Linked DNA regions of Homo sapiens: region 2 is linked to region 1. Evidence: read pairs that join two places in POLR2A ChIA-PET (ENCODE). Cell type or tissue: PC-9. All regions are shown on one strand. Each heading gives the region's core, and the rest is flanking DNA. Links, peaks and the distances in the headings are about the cores only.

Region 1 (2,917 bases), core at 209-2,708:
TCTCACCTCCCACCACAGGGCAGCTTTTCTCCTATTTCAGAGTTGAACAAATGTACAATCGGGTTTTACACCAAGACATTCAGTTCCCAGGGGCAGGCAGGAGACAGTGGCCTTCCTCTATCTCAACTGTAAGAGGCTTTCCTCTTTTACCAATCCACCTCAGCACAGACCCTTTATGGGTGTTGGGCTGGGGGACAGTCAGGTCTTTCTCATCCTACGAGGCCATATTTCAGACTGTCACATGGGGAGAAACCTTGGACAATACCCCGCTTCCAAGGGCAGGGCTCCCTGCAGCTTTCCGCAGTGCATTGTGCCCCTGGTTTATTGAGACTAGAGAATGGCGATGACTTTGACCAAGTATACTGCTTGTAAACATTTTGTTAACAAGGCACGTCCTGCACAGCCCTAGATCCCTTAAACCTTGATTTTATACAACACATGTTTTTGTGAGCTCCAAGTTGGGTCAAAGTGGCTGGGGCAAAGTGGCTGGGGCAAAGCTACAAATTAACATCTCAGCAAAGCAATTGTTTGAAGTACAGGTCTTTTTCAAAATGGAGTCTCTTATGTCTTCCCTTTCTACATAGACACAGTGACAGTCTGATCTCTCTTTCTTTTCCCTACATCAATTAGTTTAACCTAATTAACATTTATAGGTCACTGAATCCAACAATGAGAGAATACACACATTCTTCTCAAGTGCACACAGAACATTTAACAGGACAGTCCACTATTATGAGTTAAATTGTGTCCCTCCAAAATTCATATGTAGAAGTCTTGATATGGTTTGGCTGTGTCCCCACCCAAATCTCAACTTGAATTGTATCTCCCAGAATTCCCATGTGTTGTGGGAGGGACCCAGGGGGAGGTAATTGAATCATGGGGGCCGGTCTTTCCCATGCTATTCTCGTGATAGTGAATAAGTCTCATGAGATCTGATGGATTTATCAGGGGTTTCCGCTTTTGCTTCTTCCTCATTTTCTCTTGTCACTACCACGTAAGAAGTGCCTTTCACCTCTCACCATGATTCTGAGGCCTCCCCAGCCATGTGGAACTGTAAGTCCAATTAAACCTATTTTTCTTCCCAGTCTCAGATATGTCTTTATCAGCAGTGTGAAAATGGACTAATACAGTAAATTGCTACCAGTAGAGTGAAACGTTGCTGAAGATACCTGAAAATGTGGAACAACTTTGGAACTGGGTAACAGGCAGAGATTGGAACAGTTTGAAGGGCTCAGAAGAAGACAGGAAAATGTGGGAAAGTTTGGAACTTCCTAGAGACTTGTTGAATGGTTTTGCCCAAAATGCTGATAGTGATATGGACAATAAGATCCAGGCTGAGGTGGTCTCAGATGGAGATGAGGAACTTTTTGGGAACTGGAGCAAAGGTGCCTCTTGTTATGTTTTAGCAAAGAGACTGGCCACATTTTGCCCCTGCCCTAGAGACTTGTGGAACTTTGAACTTGAGAGATTATTTAGGGTATCTGGTGGAAAAAATTTCTAAGCAGCAAAACATTCAAGAGGTGATTTGGGTGCTATTAAAGGCGTTCAGTTTTATAAGGGAAGCAGAGCATAAAAGTTTGGAAAATTTGCAGCCGGACTATGTGACAGAAAAGAAAAACCCATTTTCTGGGGAGAAATTCAAGCTGGTTGCAGAAATTTGCATAAGTAGCAAGAAGCCTAATGTGAATCCCCAAGACCATGGGGAAATGTCTCCAAGGCCATGTCAGAGACCTTCACAGCAGCCTCTCCCATCACAGGCTTGGAGGCCCAGGAGGAAAAAGGGGTTTTGTGGGGCAGGCCCAGGGTCCCCATGTTGTGTGCAGCCTAGTGACTTGGTGCCCTCTGTCCCAGCTGCTCCAGCCATGGCTGAAAGGGGCCAATGCATAGCTTGGGCTATGGTTCAGAGGGTGGAAGCTGTGGGGCCCTCAAGGAGAACCTCTTAGGGCAGTGCAGAAGGGAAATGTGGGATCAGAGCCCCCACACAGAGTCCCTATCGGGGCACTGCCTAGTGCAGCTGTGAGAAGAGGGCCTTTGTCCTCCAAACCCCAGAATGGTAGATCCACTGACAGCTTGCACTGGGTGCCTGGAAAAGCTGCAGACACTCAACACCAGCCCATGAAAGCAGCCTGGAGGGAGGCTGTACCCTGCAAAGCCACAGGGGTGGAGCTGCCCAAGACCATGGAAACCTACCTTTTGCATTAGCGTGACCTGGATGTAAGACCTGGAGTCAAAGGAGATCATTTTGGAGCTTTAAAATTTGACTCCCTCACTGGATTTCAGACTTGCATGGGCCCTGTAACCCCTTTGTTTTGGCCAATTTCTCCCATTTGGAATGGCTTTATTTACCCAATACCTGTACCCCCATTGTATCTAGGAACTAACTAGCTTGCTTTTGATTGTACAGGCTCATAGGCGGAAGGCCTTGTCTCAGATGAGACTTTGGACTGTGGACTTTTAGGTTAATGCTGAAATGAGTTAAGACTTTGAGGGACTATTGGAAAGGCATGATTGGTTTTGAAATGTGAGGACATGAGATTTGGAAGGACCAGGGACAGAATGATATGGTTTGGCTGTGTCCCCACTCAAATCTCAATTTTAATTGTATCTCCCAGAATCCCCACATATTGTGGGGAGGGGGGGACCAAGGAAGAGGTAATGTATTCATGGGGGCTGGTCTTTCCCGTGCTGTTCTCATGACAGTGAATAAATCTCATGATATCTGGTGGGCTTATCTATCAGGGGTTTCTGCTTTTGCTTCTTCCTCATTTTCTCTTGCCGCCACCATGTAAAAAGTCCCTTTCGCCTCCCACCATGATTCTGAGGCCTCCCCAGCCATGTGGAATTGTCCAATTAAACCTCTTTTTCTTCCCAGTCTCAGGTATGTCTTTATGAGCAGCGTGAAAATGGACTAATACAA
Region 2 (2,917 bases), core at 242-2,741, 200 kb after region 1:
TTTAGTGAGAATTATAGGTGATCGTAAAAGTGTTTTGATTTTGAAAGCATTGACTTTTGTGAGCTAGATTCATCAAATCCTGAGATAACAAGAATTGAGTTAGAAAATTAATTCCTTTAAAAATATAAAGGCCTAAGTGTCTGTTTCTGAAGTTCAGGCTGAAATATAAACTTAAGGATGAGAAGGTGAAAATTCAAGATAATGGAAATAATAAAATGGATCTTATTTTTTTGCTGTTAAAAAATCACTTATTAAAATTACTTCTATTTTGCAATTGTTAGGACTTAGTTGACTAGAAAGTCATTTTCCATGTTTATTTTTCCTTGGGGAAATACTTTTAATGGGAAGGCTTTTTAAACTTTATTATTTTTTCTTCAGATAAACTATTATTTAAAATGTGATTCTTAAATTTCTTTTCTTTTCTTTTTTTTGGGGGGTTAAGATTTCGCTCTGTCACCCAGGCTGTAGTGCAGCGGCGCTATCATAGCTCACTGCAGCCTTGAACTCTTGGGCTCAAGTGATCCTCATCTTCCCACCTCAGCCTCCCATGTAGCTAGGACTATAGGTGTGCGCTACAACAACCAGCTAATTAAAAAAAATTTTTGTAGCGACAGTCTCATTGTGTTACCCAGGCCAGACTAGTCTTGAACTCCTGGCCTCAAATAGTCCCACTGCCTCCGCCTCCCAAAGTGCTGGATTACAGGCGTGAGTTACTGCACCTGGCTGATTCTCTTAATTCTTGAATTTCTTGAGTGAAAAAAATAATGCAAATATGCTAGATTTAAGAATAAAACAATATGTGTTGATAACTTGGCATGTTATATTTTGGAAAGATGAACAAATAAATTCATTTTACTGTTCAGATTATGACAGTATTTCTAATTTTGGTAATCTTTGATACCGTTGTAATTAGCTTTCTGTTACAAGAGATAGCATTTCTCCTCCCCCCTGCTTTTTTTGCTGGGGTTAAAAAGCAAAATATATTCTGTTTTATGCATTTTACAGCCTTACAACTATTGCATTTCTTTGAAAACTTGATAATACCTAGGTAGTTTTAACATTGGAATACTGAAGATTATATTGCCTGATCTTATTTAATTATTACTCTAGTTTATTCCCTTTAAATAAGTATTTAAATAAATGGCATATATTACATTTGAGTGCTGAATCATTGTAGCTGTCACATGGTTTTGCTCTTGGGAAGTTCCCCACTGGGTTTGTAGTAGAAACAGAGAAAAAATCCATCTGTTTTTTCTTCCACCTCAATTTTCTATCCACCCTCTCATCCCCTATAAAATCATTCTTCTCTGGTTAGTCACCTTTTTCTCTTCCTTGTGTTGATAAAAATTTAAATCTTTAGTGCCATACTGTCAAAATCAGAACACTGCCTGGTACACCTTTGTGGCTTAGGAAAAGGGGATGGGAGTGTTACAGCTCCCCTAAATTGGTCAGGTATACTCCAGCTTTATTCTAGGATAGCCTTTGAGACTACAGAATTGAATTCCCTTAGTAGGGAATCAAATGTTACAATGTATTCTAGGAACAGAGAGCTGACAGAGAAGTGGTAAGAGTGCATTGTAAGTGTAAGAAGTGGAGGGTACTTATCAGACTTTATAGGAATGGGATTGTCAATATCACTTGGCTTAGCTGGAGTCCGTACTGTCAGTTCTTGGCCTGGTAGAACTCAGTAGCCTTTATGGTGTTGGAAGTGGGTAGGTACACCCTGTTTCTTCAAATATGTTGATATTGCCCTATATAGTGGAAATTTATACCAAACCAGTTAAAATAGTTTACATTTGGCCTGGCGCGGTGGCTCATGCCTGTAATCCCAGAACTTTGGGAGGCTGAGGCGGTTGGATCACCTGAGGTCAGGAGTTCAAGACCAGCCTAGGCAACATGGCAAAACCCCATCTCTACTAAAAATACAAAAATCAGCTGGGCGCAGCAGTGCGTGCCTGTAATCCCAGCTACTCGGGAGGCTGAGGCAGGAGAATCGCTTGAGCCTGGGAGATGGAGGTTGCAGTGAGCTGAGATGGTGCCACTGCATTTCTGCCTGGCAACAGAGCGAGACTCCGTCTCAAAAAAAAAAAAAGTTTACATTTATATATATATATCATTTATTACATAAACATTTTTCAAATAAGATATGACATGGAATTAATTCATTTGTATAATTTTGTTTTTAGTTGGTGTGGGTAAGACAGTTTTTTATCTTTGTTTCCCTGGTCTTCTATTATCTTACTTTTTGATAGGAATAGTATAGTAGAATGAATAGTTCTTTTTGGCTTGTAGAAATGACTTAAGCTATGATTTTTCCTTCCTCCCTTCAACAAAGGTGATTGACCCTGCAGGGAACAGAGCACTGGATTTAAAACTATATGATAAAACCCCAGACAAATCTGATTGTTTTGCCACTTCCAACTTTTAGGAGGATGGGGGAAAAGTTATGCCAATATGTTATATCAGGTTTAATTAAAAAGTAATTTCCAGGCCAGGCACAGTGGCTCACTCCTGTAGTCCCAGCACTTTGGGAGGCTGAGGCAGGTAGATTGCTTGAGCCCGGGCGTTTGAGACCAGCCTGGGCAACATAGCGAGACCCTGTCTCTAAAAAAACAAAAAAACCTACGTAATTTCCAGGATATGGTCTGTGGTTGGTGTACTTGCAGGTTAATCTCCAACACTTCCTGCACCATTGTGCAGTGGTCACTGACAGTCACAGTGATCCTTTGGTACTTTACTTTGTTCCTCAGAGGAGGATTAAAACATGTTAGGGTACTCTGTCACTCAAGGGAGAAAGGTATACTGAGTTTTAAAATAAATTTCAGTAACAAAAGTTGGAATCAAAATGGTTTCCTTGTTAACTTTCATTTAAGCAAAATTAGGACAGTTCTCTTCCTTGGCATTTGATTTCATTGTG

The links. ChIA-PET counts read pairs that join two places held together with the same protein. Peaks named below come from ENCODE experiments on the same cell type or tissue, not always from the same donor. Only the 100,000 strongest peaks of a DNase experiment are listed, where the experiment ranks them.
Region 2: POLR2A ChIA-PET joins it to region 1 with 12 read pairs; 2 of 35 experiments call an interaction of 5 or more read pairs at or near these places.

Annotation. Positions count from the first base shown.
Region 1 is chr3:183,167,686-183,170,602 of GRCh38, reverse strand. No RefSeq gene overlaps it. Among named protein-coding and RNA genes, the nearest start is that of LAMP3, 6.4 kb to the right of the region's middle. In PC-9, for the core only: no CTCF peak of the experiment used is centred there; no DNase peak of the experiment used is centred there.
Region 2 is chr3:182,967,781-182,970,697 of GRCh38, reverse strand. All of the region lies in intron 1 of DCUN1D1 (defective in cullin neddylation 1 domain containing 1), which reads left to right. Among named protein-coding and RNA genes, the nearest start is that of DCUN1D1, 11 kb to the left of the region's middle. In PC-9, for the core only: no CTCF peak of the experiment used is centred there; a DNase peak (open chromatin) is centred at 1,287; H3K27ac peaks cover 1,573 bases.